Regions from separate parts of the Homo sapiens genome. Here all the other regions are linked to region 1. A link is an interaction called in ENCODE POLR2A ChIA-PET data of the cell type or tissue named here. Cell type or tissue: MCF 10A. All regions are shown on one strand. Region 1 overlaps SLC47A2 (solute carrier family 47 member 2). Region 2 overlaps ALDH3A2 (aldehyde dehydrogenase 3 family member A2). Region 3 has its middle 6.6 kb from the start of ALDH3A2.

The links. ChIA-PET counts read pairs that join two places held together with the same protein. Peaks named below come from ENCODE experiments on the same cell type or tissue, not always from the same donor. Only the 100,000 strongest peaks of a DNase experiment are listed, where the experiment ranks them.
Region 2: POLR2A ChIA-PET joins it to region 1 with 6 read pairs; 13 of 35 experiments call an interaction of 5 or more read pairs at or near these places.
Region 3: POLR2A ChIA-PET joins it to region 1 with 5 read pairs; 13 of 35 experiments call an interaction of 5 or more read pairs at or near these places.

What each region holds. Positions count from the first base shown.
Region 1 is chr17:19,705,426-19,709,425 of GRCh38, reverse strand. It overlaps SLC47A2 (solute carrier family 47 member 2), which reads left to right. Exons shown (of 17, transcript NM_001099646.3): 6 at 666-710; 7 at 1,027-1,124; 8 at 1,583-1,680; 9 at 2,665-2,778; 10 at 3,923-3,990. Among named protein-coding and RNA genes, the nearest start is that of SLC47A2, 9.2 kb to the left of the region's middle. RefSeq lists enhancers at 1,789-2,426, 2,427-3,064. In MCF 10A, no CTCF peak of the experiment used is centred here; a DNase peak (open chromatin) is centred at 2,155.
Region 2 is chr17:19,655,075-19,659,074 of GRCh38, reverse strand. It overlaps ALDH3A2 (aldehyde dehydrogenase 3 family member A2), which reads right to left. Exons shown (of 10, transcript NM_000382.3): 4 at 2,501-2,709; 5 at 1,213-1,330. Among named protein-coding and RNA genes, the nearest start is that of ALDH3A2, 8.3 kb to the right of the region's middle. In MCF 10A, no CTCF peak of the experiment used is centred here; no DNase peak of the experiment used is centred here.
Region 3 is chr17:19,640,188-19,644,187 of GRCh38, reverse strand. No RefSeq gene overlaps it. Among named protein-coding and RNA genes, the nearest start is that of ALDH3A2, 6.6 kb to the left of the region's middle. In MCF 10A, no CTCF peak of the experiment used is centred here; a DNase peak (open chromatin) is centred at 2,367.

The sequences.
Region 1 (4,000 bases):
AGCTACAGGAAGGAATGGGACAAGGGCCCTGGGCTAGGTTTCAGTTGATGCCTATTCTATTCCCCTTAAGAGAGGAGAGAAAGGGTAGGTACAGTGCCCCCCAACACACACACTGCCACGTACACTCCCCTATGGTCCTCCCCAGCCAGGGAAGGGCCCGCCACCCCCGTAGGGTCTTGAACCTGCTTAGCATAGGCTGCCCACGGCCAGCATGTCTCAGTACCTGCCATTCCCTCGTCCGAAGTCACACCTTCAAATCCTGTCTCTAAGGCCAGAACCAAAGTGGGCCCTTCTGTGAACAGGTCCTTGGGTCACTTCTCACCTTCCTAAGCTGATGGAAGCCTGGCTTAGCAGCCGGAAGGCCTACCAGGCACTGTGCACTATGAGCATGTGTGCAAAGAGTACTCTCTCTGAGCCAAAGCATGCCTGCTCATCTCCCCTGTGGCAGAAGGGAGCCCTGAGGGGGCCTCTTCCATAGGCTGGGCCCGAGCATGAGTCCAGGTGGCTGGGTAGGCTTTGGCCGCACCTGAGAGGTCCCAGACATACTTTGATGAAGTAATTTCCCCAATCTGGGGTACTATGTCCTGGAAAGGAATGTCTGTTAATGCTCATTTGGTGAGTTTTGGTCATTATTGTTGATTTGTTTGGGTTTGCTTTTCATACAGGTGATTTTTCTTTACAATCTGCTGGCAAAATATTTGCAAAATCAGGTACAGGTCTTTGGTGTGTGGGGAGGCCCTTCTCCCAGCACACTGCCCTATTCCAGTGGGAGGGGGGCCTGGGGCTTTCCCCTTCTCTCCACCATCTGTGAACCAGCTCTTGAAAGGGGTCACTTCCAACCCACCTGCCATATCCTGACCTCCCGCACAGAGGCAGGTGAGAGGCTGTGCGTCCCAGCCTCTTCCAACTCCTCAACAGGGATGGCTGAAGGGGCAGGAGGAGGAGTCCCCATTCCAAACCCCGGGTTTGTCCATCCTCCATCCATCTCACTCACACCTTAGCAGGGCCAGTTTTCATTTATTTCAGAAGATCACCTGGCCCCAAGTCCTCAGTGGTGTGGTGGGCAACTGTGTCAACGGTGTGGCCAACTATGCCCTGGTTTCTGTGCTGAACCTGGGGGTCAGGTGAGCCCGGGGGCTGGTGGGGCCTGGTCAGGGGACACTGCCCACTGAGCTCTCCACCCCTGGTGGAGACAGATCAGTCACCATCCTGGCCCTGCCTGTGCCGTCCTGAAGTGGAGGGTTATGGGGAGTTGGAGGGGCCTGATGGTCCCTTGGGGACCTCAGTTTGACGCTTGATTGGGTGAGAGGACAGCCACTCCCCGCTCCTGCCCAAGCCCACCAGGAGAGGTGAAGTGGGCACTGGCAAGGTGGCCCCCAGGACACTGTAGTCACGGCTGCCTTGGTAGAGCCACCATGGCCAGAGGTGCCTGTGGGCCCTGGTTGAGTCTGATCCCAGGATGGGGGAAGAGCAGAGCCATGCCTGCCCCACACGGGCTGGCCGCCAGAGCCACCTCTCTCTCAGGCAGGGCGGTGGCAGAGAGTTGGCATCAGTCGCAGCCCTGTTCTCCCTCCTTACCCAGGGGCTCCGCCTATGCCAACATCATCTCCCAGTTTGCACAGACCGTCTTCCTCCTTCTCTACATTGTGCTGAAGAAGCTGCACCTGGAGACGTGGGCAGGTGGGAGGCCTGGCCTGCTCTGGGAGGCTGAGCAGGCCAGCGGTGGTGCTGCCCTAGCCTTGGGGCAGGGTGGTCAGCAGGCAGAGGGTGCAGTAGAGCCTGTTGGAGGAGGTGCAGGACCCTGCACGGCCCCCTCCTTCCCCTTTGCTTCCCCAGCCCCAAGGGCCCAGAGTCCCTCCACCCAAGGTGTCACGATGCAGAGCCCTGCTGGGTCCATCACAGAAGCCTGGCCCAGGGAGCTTTCTTGCCCAGCCTCTGCTCTCAGGATGGCGGTGAGAGCAGTGACACCCGTGGAATACCAGGCGTCAGCAGTGCGTGGGGTGCCTGACATTCCTGAATTCATTTAAACCTCACCCCACCTCATTAGCCCCATTTTACAAAGAGGAGATTATGACAGACGGAGGTTAAGTAATTTGCTGAAACAGCAGGCGTGTAGGGGCCTGCCTGTCCTTTTCTGCCTCTTGAGAGCCAATCCCATACAAGGACCTTCTCCTGCCAGGCATTTCAGGAACAGCTCTGCAGGCCCCTGGGGCCTCATGTGGGGCAGGGCCCTGGCTGAGCCCCTTCCAAGCTTGCCCAGTGCACCTGTGGTGTGTTTCCCTTCAGCATCCTTGATCTCATGCCGCCTCTGAAAACTCCCCAGGGAGGCAGGGCAGCTATAAGGCCTGGGGTTTTCAGATGGAAATGGAGCCTGCAGAGTGGTGGGTGGTGGAGTGGGGACCAACACCCATGCCCTGAGCCCTGGGGCCACACCGTGGACTGGCCAGGTGAGCCTGGTGCCCTGTTCCTGCATCCTCCTCCTCCGTAGGCCCCAACACCAGCTCTAGACCAGCTGCATTCCCTCTGCAAAATGCCCAGTGCCTGAGCCTGCTAAGCCCCAGAGCAGGAAGAGCCAAAGGGGTTTAGGGGCCTCCTGGCAGTGGGGAGCAGGAATGAGGTGGGCAAGCAGGGCAGGCTGTCAGCTCATGGGGCCTCTGTTTCCAGGTTGGTCCAGCCAGTGCCTGCAGGACTGGGGCCCCTTCTTCTCCCTGGCTGTCCCCAGCATGCTCATGATCTGTGTTGAGTGGTGGGCCTATGAGATCGGGAGCTTCCTCATGGGTACGTGGAAGAGGATGGGGGGCGCAATGGCGTGTGGGCGGCTCACCCAGCCCAGAAGCCCCCTCCCCAGGATGGCGGCTCACCCATCCCAGAAGCCCCCTCCCCAGGATGGCAGCTCACCAGCCCCCTTCCAGCTTCACTGGCCAGGCCCTCAGGCTTGGACCCAGAGAACACCACTGCCCAGCGGGGCTGATCCGTCTGTTGCTGGTCTGCCTCCCCAGTAGGCTGTGAGCATCCAGGAGGCAGACTTGGGCCTTTTGTGCCTGAATCCCAGCATGGGCCAGGCAGAGCAGGTGCCCGTGGGAGGTGGCTGAGGCACGGAGGAGTGAGAGATTCAGTTGGTTTGCGGGTGTGAGCAGAGGTCCAGGCTTGCCAGTGTGAGGCTCCCACCTGCTGCCTTGTGTGTGCTCATTAGAGCACTCGGTGAAGTGAGGACTCCAGGCAGCCTGAATGTGAGAACCCCTGCCCTGCCCCGCATTTGCAGATGAGAAAACGGGGCCCCAAGAACACAGGAACTCCACAAATAGAAAATCAGTGGGAGGGCCAAGAACCGAACTCGAGTTGCCGGACCCTGGTCCTGTTCTCTGTCCCCTCCCTCACACTGCCACCCTGAGTTCATCTGGAAAGACAGACCACACAGGGAAGCCTGCAGGGGCCTCCGGGGCACTGGGCAGAATTTTCCTAACAGGCTGAAGGCCAGGCAGGAATGTCTTTTTGTTGTCATTGTTACCAATCTGCCCTTCAAAATCAGCCGGGCTCAGTGGCTCATGCCTGTAATCCCTGCACTTTGAAAGGCCGAGGTGGGTGGATCACTTGAGGCCAGGAGTTCGAGACCAGCCTGGCCAACATGGCGAAACTCTGTTTCTACAAAAAAATACAAAAATTAGCTGGGTGTGGTGGCACCACCTGTAGTCCCAGCTACTTGGGGGCCTGAGGTGGGAGGATCACCTAAGCCAGGAGGTGGAGGCTGCAGTGAGCTATAATTGCGCCACTGCACTCCAGCTCAAGCGACAGAGTGAGACCCTGTCTCAAGGAAGAAAAAAAAAAAAAGCCCCTGAGTCCCCAAAGCAAAGCAGCGTCCTGTCGGCGCAGGGTCTGGGTGTCTGGGGCTGCGGGCCGGACTCACGGCGGGCCTCTTCTCTAGGGCTGCTCAGTGTGGTGGATCTCTCTGCCCAGGCTGTCATCTACGAGGTGGCCACTGTGACCTACATGGTAAGGCTCC
Region 2 (4,000 bases), 50 kb after region 1:
AATTTTAGTAGAGATGGGTTTTGCCATGTTGGCCAAACTGGTCTCTAACTCCTCACCTCAAGTGATCAACCTGTCTTGGCCTCCCAAAGTGCTGGGATTACAGGCGTGAGCCACCATGTCTGGCCAACAATTTTCATTTTCAGATCACATGCATTACTCTTTGGTGTTTTTGATCCTTCCTTTTAGTGCTCAATTAACATCTGTCGAGTAAACAGTGACTGCTCCAATAATTTCTTTCATCTGAGGGGTTAATGATCCTCACCCACTGCTGAACTCAGTCACACTGGTCATTTGGTCATCCCATTCTTCTTTTTTTTTTTTTTTTTAAAGACAGAGTCTTGCTCTGTCGCCCAGGCTGGAGTGCAGTGGCGTGATCTTGGCTCACTGCAACCTTTGCCTCCCGGGTTCAAGCGATTCTTGCCAGGGTTCAAGCAAATCTCGTGCCTTAGCCTCCTGAGTAGCTGGAATTACAGACATGCACCACCATCCCCGGCTGATTTTTTTGTATTTTTAGTAGAGACAGGGTTTCACCATATTGGCCAGGCTGGTCTTGAACTTCTGACCTCAAGTGATCTGCCCCCCTAGGCCCCCCAAAGTGCTGGGATTACAGGCATAAGCCACCGTGCCCAGCCCCCATTCCTTTCTACCAACTTAAATCCTATATTTCTTCAAGTCTTGGCTTAGGACTCTACATGCAGTCTTCCTTGGTTCCCTCACTGCAAATATTTACTTTAAACACGCTGAAAGATTGTTAATTATATAAAGGGTATACTGTAAGTAGTTATTTAATTAAGTCACTCCTCCAAACTACTGGCCACCCTAGGCCCTCTACATACACAAAAACTGATAACCTTCAGCAGCAATGGCCAATATGCCAAAGAGTCTCTCTGATTATACCTAAAGGGTTGGCAACATTCCCTCAAAACCACGGACACACGATTATTTAACTTTTTTAAAAAAAGTATATGCCACAACTAATCATCAACAAATCAACTAGACAGTTTAAGTAGATTTAACACCAATGCAACCTTGCTCCCAGCATATATTCTATGGTACACATAGCATTTTCATATTAGTCAATAAGTTCACTGAGTCACATATGATTTTGAAATTTTCCTGAAGGGAGAAACAAATGGGGATGCTGCCTGCGAATAGTTAATTTGACTCCTTATCTTATTAAAATCAGTGGAATCAGATGTTTTTAATACAAACCTTCACTGTTTCCTTAATCTTCCATACAATTTGATTTTGGAGGGATGCTTCACAGAGAATATAGTCGGGTGCAATGCAGGTTTGGCCACAATTCATGTATTTTCCCCAGGTTATGCGTCTGAGGGGAAAACATCCAGAACAGCTATATAATTCAGTAATTCAGTCAAATATTCATTTGTTACATTGTGTTGTTTGAATGTCTTGCAACTAAAATAGATTCATATATTTATCTGGCAATTTTTATAAAAAAGTTAAAAACTCATTTCTAAATCAGTTGTTTGGAACTTAGAAAGTATTTTCCAAATGAGGTGGAATATTTTACATAGCAGGGAAGTTCTCAGGCCAGCTCACGGCAAACAGTACTTGGTAAACAGTGAAGCCATTGCCTGCTGCAGGAAAAGAGGAGAAACAGCCTCCCAATGTCCTTTCCCCTCTTCCAGTCCAGCCAAAGGAAAGTCCTGGATGACCAGAGTTCGGTACAGACTCTCCTGGTTGTGGCTTTTGGCTCTGCCTGCAAGATGTTCAGGTATAAAGCAGGATGTCAGCCAGCCTCCAAGGCCATCCTCCTCTTTGTGGAGCCCTGCCCCACTTGGGAAGACCTTTCCTATGCATGGGCAGAAACCCATGCCCTAAACATTCACTAACTGAGGGTGTCTGGTTTTGACAAATGGATTTCTACTTAGGAAGCCAACCTGGAACCCTGACCTGGAATCTCTGAAGGGCAGAGAAAGCCACACCACCCAGAGCACAGAGTCAGTTCTATGATTTGGCACTTCTTAGTAGCTAAACCGGATTTAGCAGAGAGAACCTGAAACCTCTTATTTTCTAATTTTCAGATGCAAGATGTTATTCACAGTTAAAAAATGAGGAACACTTGTTTTGCCCACAAAGGATCTCAGTTAAGATATCAGCATAATACCCTCTCAAATGGGCATTTAAAGATTTTATTAGGCACACACAATACTTTGGATTATGTACTTCACAGATCACTGGCCAGAAGAACGTTAAAATTTCTTGCTAGATCTAGCTGTAATCTTGAGAACAGATATAACTTTTTTAAAATTCCTAAGGACAACCACATGATGTCAGGACTTACAGCTCACCATTTTTGACAGTGGCGCCAAGAGACAGTGAAAGACTCCTGTTACTCTTGAGGACATCAACCACCAAAGCTTAATAATGTATCTTGGAGCCATAAGGTATGGGGTTCAAGTACAAAGAGTAACATTGTCAGGAAAAGTCTCCATTGTGCTGGGAAAACCTCAGAAAATCAGAGAGCCAGACTCACCTGCAAACAATGTCCAGGTCACAATCTTTATCAATATAACATGGACTTTTCCCTCCCAGTTCAAGAGTCACAGGGGTCAGATGCTTGGCAGCAGCTTCCATGACAATTTTGCCAACCGCAGTGTTTCCCGTATAGAAAATGTGGTCAAATCGCTGCTTCAGGAGCTCCGTGGTTTCCTCAACACCACCATTAATAACAATATAGAGATCCTCAAAGAAAGAGAAACACAAACTCTTGCACTGCCAAATAAATCCTAACGTCTAACATCAGCAATCTCTTCAACATAAACATGTAACATTCAGTAAAACCCAGAGAGTGTCAAGACCAGTCCCTGTGAGGGATGGGAGAGGGAACTGACCAAGGACAAGAGGAGAACACACAGTCCGATGGCATCTGGGAAGCATGAACCCACATAGAACTAATCTGGAGACTCCAGTGTTTTTTTACATGAGCTCAGCAACAAAGACACTAAGGAGAACAAATGGTTGAATTTGACCAGGGAAAATGCATGAGACGCGGGTGTGTGCAGAAGTGCCTCTGGTGAAGAGTGGCTCCCACAGGACAGGTCATGCATGTCTTAGTCTGAATGTTCTCTGTCTCACAACACAGAGTGGGCTTAGCCCACGCTATTCTGAATGAATGGTATATCCGGCACAGTAGCTGAGAGCGCTTGCTTTTGAAGTGTATCTGGTTTGAATCTGGGCTCTGCCACTCACTAGCTTATGCAACCTTAGGCAAGCTACTGAACATCTCTGAGCCTCAATTTCCTCATCTGTTACTGGGAGAATTCACGTAGCTTCTGTGGACTGAGCCCATCTATGCATTGTGCTATCATTACCAGCTATTCTAAGAGAGAACATCTTGGACAATAACAGCATCAAAAGTAAGAGAACAGATGGCAAGCAAGGAAGACAGAGAGGTATTCAAGACTCCAAGGTGGAAGTGTGAAGTAAAAGCTGGCTTGTGGATCTCATGTTTCCACTTGAAGGCGAATTAATTTCATTCACTTCATGGTTCAGCTGCCCAACAAATGTTTCAAGCTTTAACTTTTCTATGGCTTAATCTACATAGCATATATTATTGATCCCCTAACACGGTAACTGAAGCTGGTAGAGCATTATTATCCTCCTTATCCGGACAGAGTCAGTTATTGAAGAATTTACCCCTGGTCAGGGGCAAAGCGGTACCTTCAACCTCTATCTTCTGGTTCTACGTCCTATTCAATCCTTGACATCTCACTGTCTTCCATTTCATCTTTCTTGATTGGATCATCACAGCTATTAGAACAAAATGGCTCTAACAAAGAGAAAAATATCATTCCAAGAACCAGAACTGGCCTCAATCCATCACAAGTTGATGTACAGAATACAGGTAAGATATTTTTAAGCTGTATTTCGCTTAAAGCTAAATGAAGACTCCTCCCTGTAGCAACTGCATGTAGAACTCAGCAGTGCCAATTTCTTCGCGGCATCATAACTTCCTCCCCAGGAAGGCATAAGA
Region 3 (4,000 bases), 65 kb after region 1:
AGCCACCGTGCCGGGCTGAGGATTTCTTACAAACGATGTACTCTGATTCTAATGGCATAATCACCAAGAATTTACTACCAACTCTTGAACATTTTCTTTATTAGTTAGAGAAATCAACTGATGGCATTTTGTTGGGCATATTTAAAAATCACATCCAAGTGCTTTAATAGAACAAGGTGATATATTTATGGAACCAAAGAGAGGACTGGGAATTCTTTTACTACACTCCCAAGCTGAAACATTCTCCCTTCAGCTTTTGAATATGATATACTCATTGATTTAAGTAGCTATGGGTAATGAAATCACCACAGCAGGTTATAGGGGTAAGGGGTGAGTCCTCACAAGCTTCTCCTTTCAGGAATGCAGTAGACTGTAGTGATTTTACTATGCCTGCCCACTATACTTTTCCATCCTCCTTTTTCAGCTTAAAAAAAACCAAGTTTTTCTTTTTGTTTTTATTGGGGGTAATCAACTCCATGACCCTTCTCCACCACAACCTTTAGATCTTTGATCTGCTCAGTTATCAGCAGGGAGAGTTTTCTTAAAGGCAAGGATGAAACAGACACTTTTAATTATTTAAACCTCAGGGGGACTAAGGTAGTGAGTGTGTACCCAGGAGTTCTTTCTGCCTTCTGGCCCAAATTTCATTACATTTTCATTGGATACTACATAAATACAAAACAGTGCCTACAGTAAATTATTACAGAGTTTACCTACCTGTATCTATGACCCAGAACATTACCAGCATTCCTTTTAGGCCCCTACCCAATCACCACTATAGAATTTCTGGGTGAAAGTAAATACATGTTTTAACTTTAGAAGCCAAATAATTTTTCAGTGTTTTTATACCAATTTATATTCCCTACCACACAGTCTAGCAGCTGCTTTCTAAAACTTGATTTAAAAAAATAATTACCCATTCTGGTGGATGCGTAGTGATCTCTCTCTCTCTCTCTCTTTTTTTTTTTTCTTTTTTGAGACTCTGTCTCAAAAAAAAAAAAAAAGGAATGCAGCGGTATGATCTCAGCTCACAGCAACCTCTGCTTCCTGGGCTCAAGTCATCCTCTCACTTTAGCCTCTCTAGTTGCTTGCGTTACAGGTGTGTGCCCCCGTGCCTGGCTAATTTTTATATTTTTAGTAGAGACAGGGTTTTGCCATGTTGCCCAGGCTGGTCTTGAACTCTTGAGCTCAAGACATCCACCTGCCTTGGCCTCCCAAAGTGCTGGGGTTACAGGTGTGGGCCACTGCACCCAGCTTGTAGTGATATCTCCTTGTGATGTTAACTTCCATTTCCCTAGTGACTAATCATGGTGGGTTCCTTTTCATGTGTATTGACTATTTGCACATATTTCCATAGCTGGGAATAGCAGATTTTATGAAAGGTGTTTAAGACAACAGACGTGAATTGAAGCCTCAGACTGCCTTGGACACCTTTCCTAACTTTCAAAACACTCTTCTTCAGCAAATGCCAATATAAATGTTTGTGTCCACAGATCAATAATAGAAAAGAACAAACACAGGACCATAGACACTACACACACGCACACATGCATATAACTCTAAGGAAAAGGAGATAAAGATCTTTACAAAAGATGAAGCATTCTGATGTGTAATTCTCACAATCTCTTAAGACACTGACACATGATCTTTGGGGGCGGGGGCGGAGGAGTTAGCCCAAAGGAAGGCTGTGAGGGATTAAAGAATAGATTATAAGAAAACAGGAGAGGGCAAACTCGAATTGAAACTCAGGAAAGAAAGAGAAGAGAAAAGCACACCTTAATAGAGATGAAAGTTGCATGAGAACAAAAGGTAAGAGATACAAAAAGAGAAGTTTGACAAAATTACATAAAATGAAAAGGAGACAAATGATTCCATTTACATGATAGAATAGTCAAATTCATAGAAACAGAAAGTAGAACAGTGGTTACTAAGGGCTGGGGCAGGGGGCAAGGGAAGCGGTTATGGTAACAGAGCTACTGCTTGATGGGGACAGAGTTTCAATTTGGAATGATGAAAAAGTTCTGGAGGTAAATAGTGGCGATGATTGCACAACATTGTGAATGTACTTAATGCCACTGAATTGTTCACTTAAAATGATTAAAATGGTAAAATATACATAAAAGATACAAAAAATACATAAAACATGTGGATGTAAGTTTTCAACTCATTTGGGTAAATAGCTTATTTGGGTATGTGCTTATTGGAGACCTATGCTTAGCTTTGTAAGAAACTGCAAAACTCTTCCAAAGTGGCTGTACCATTCATCATGCATTCGTACCAATATATAAGAGTTCCTGCTGTGCCACATCCTTGCCAGCATTTGGTGGTGTAAGTGCTTTGGATTTTAGCCATTCTCATAGGTGTGTAGTGGTATCTCATTGTTTTATTGCCAATTCCCTGATGACACATAATGTTGAGTATCTTTACACATCTTTATTTGCCATCTGTATAGATTCTTCGGTGAGGTGTCTGTTTAAACCATTTTTAATTGGGTTGCTTTTTATTGTTGAGTTTAAATAGTTATTTGTATATTTTAGATAAATAGTCTTTTATATAAGCTATGTTTTTACAAAGATTTTCTCATAATCCTTGGCTTGTCTTTTCATTCTATTAACAGTGTTTTTTTACAGAGCAAGTTTTAAATTTTAATGAAGTCCATTTTATGAATTTTTTCTTTCATGAATTGTGCTTTTGGTTTTGTATCTAAAAAGTCATTGCCAAACCCAAGGCCACCTAGATGTTCTCCTGTGTTATCCTAGGAGTTTTATAGTGATGCATGTCAGGAAGAAAAGAAAGATACAAGATTTTTCTCTAGGTTTTGGTTTTGTTTTATTTTTTGGCATGTGGATATCTAGTTGTTTCAGTACCATTTGTCAAACAAGCTGTCCTTTCTCCATTGAATTGCTTTTGTTTCTTTGTCAAACCTTAGTTGACTGTATTAGTGTGAATCCATTTTCAGTTTTGTATTCTGTTCTATTTATTTGTCTATTCAGTCATCAATGCCACATTATTGTGTTTACCTTTATGGTAAATCCTGTAGTTGGTAGTGTCAGTCTACCAACTTTGTTCTTCAACATTGTGTTGGCTATTCTGGGTTTTTGCTTTTCCATGTCATCTTTAGAATCAAGTTGGTCAATATCCACAAAATAAACTGCTAGATTTTGATTGAGAGTGTTGAATCCATGTATCAAGTTGAGAAGAACTGGCATCTTTTCAACTTCAACTCTTCATTTTCATGAACATGGACTGTCTCTTTATTTATTTACATCTCCTTTGGTTTCTTACATCAGAATTTTGTAGTTTTCCTCATATAGATCTTGTATATATTTAGATTTATATCTAAGTATTTCCGCCCCTTTTTGGTGCTAATGTAAGTGGTGTTTTTAATTTTAATTTCAAATCCAAAGTGTTCATTGCTATTGTATAGTAAAATAATTGACTTTGTATAATAACTTTCATCCTGATACCATGCTATAATCACTTATTAGTTCCAGAAATCTTTTTTGTTGATTATTTGGGATGTTCTACCTTGATAACCATGTTATCTGTGAACAAAGGCAGCTTAATTTCTTTCTTCCTAATATGTATACATTTCCTTTATTTGTCTTATTACATTAGCTAAAACTTCAGTTACGATGTTGAAAATGAGTGGTGAGAGGGGACATCCTTGCTTTGTTCCTAATATTAGCAGGAAGGCATGCAGCTTCTTTTGACTAATATGTTATCTGTAGAATTTTGTAGATGTTTGTGATCCAAGTGAGGCATTTTTATTATTATTTTTTTTTTTTTTTTTTTTTTTTTTTGAGACGGAGTCTCGCTCTGTCGCCCAGGCCGGACTGCGGACTGCAGTGGCGCAATCTCGCTCACTGCAAGCTCCGCTTCCCGGGTTCACGCCATTCTCCTGCCTCAGCCTCCCGAGTAGCTGGGACTACAGGCGCCCGCCACCGCGCCCGGCTAATTTTTTGTATTTTTTAGTAGAGACGGGGTTTCACCTTGTTAG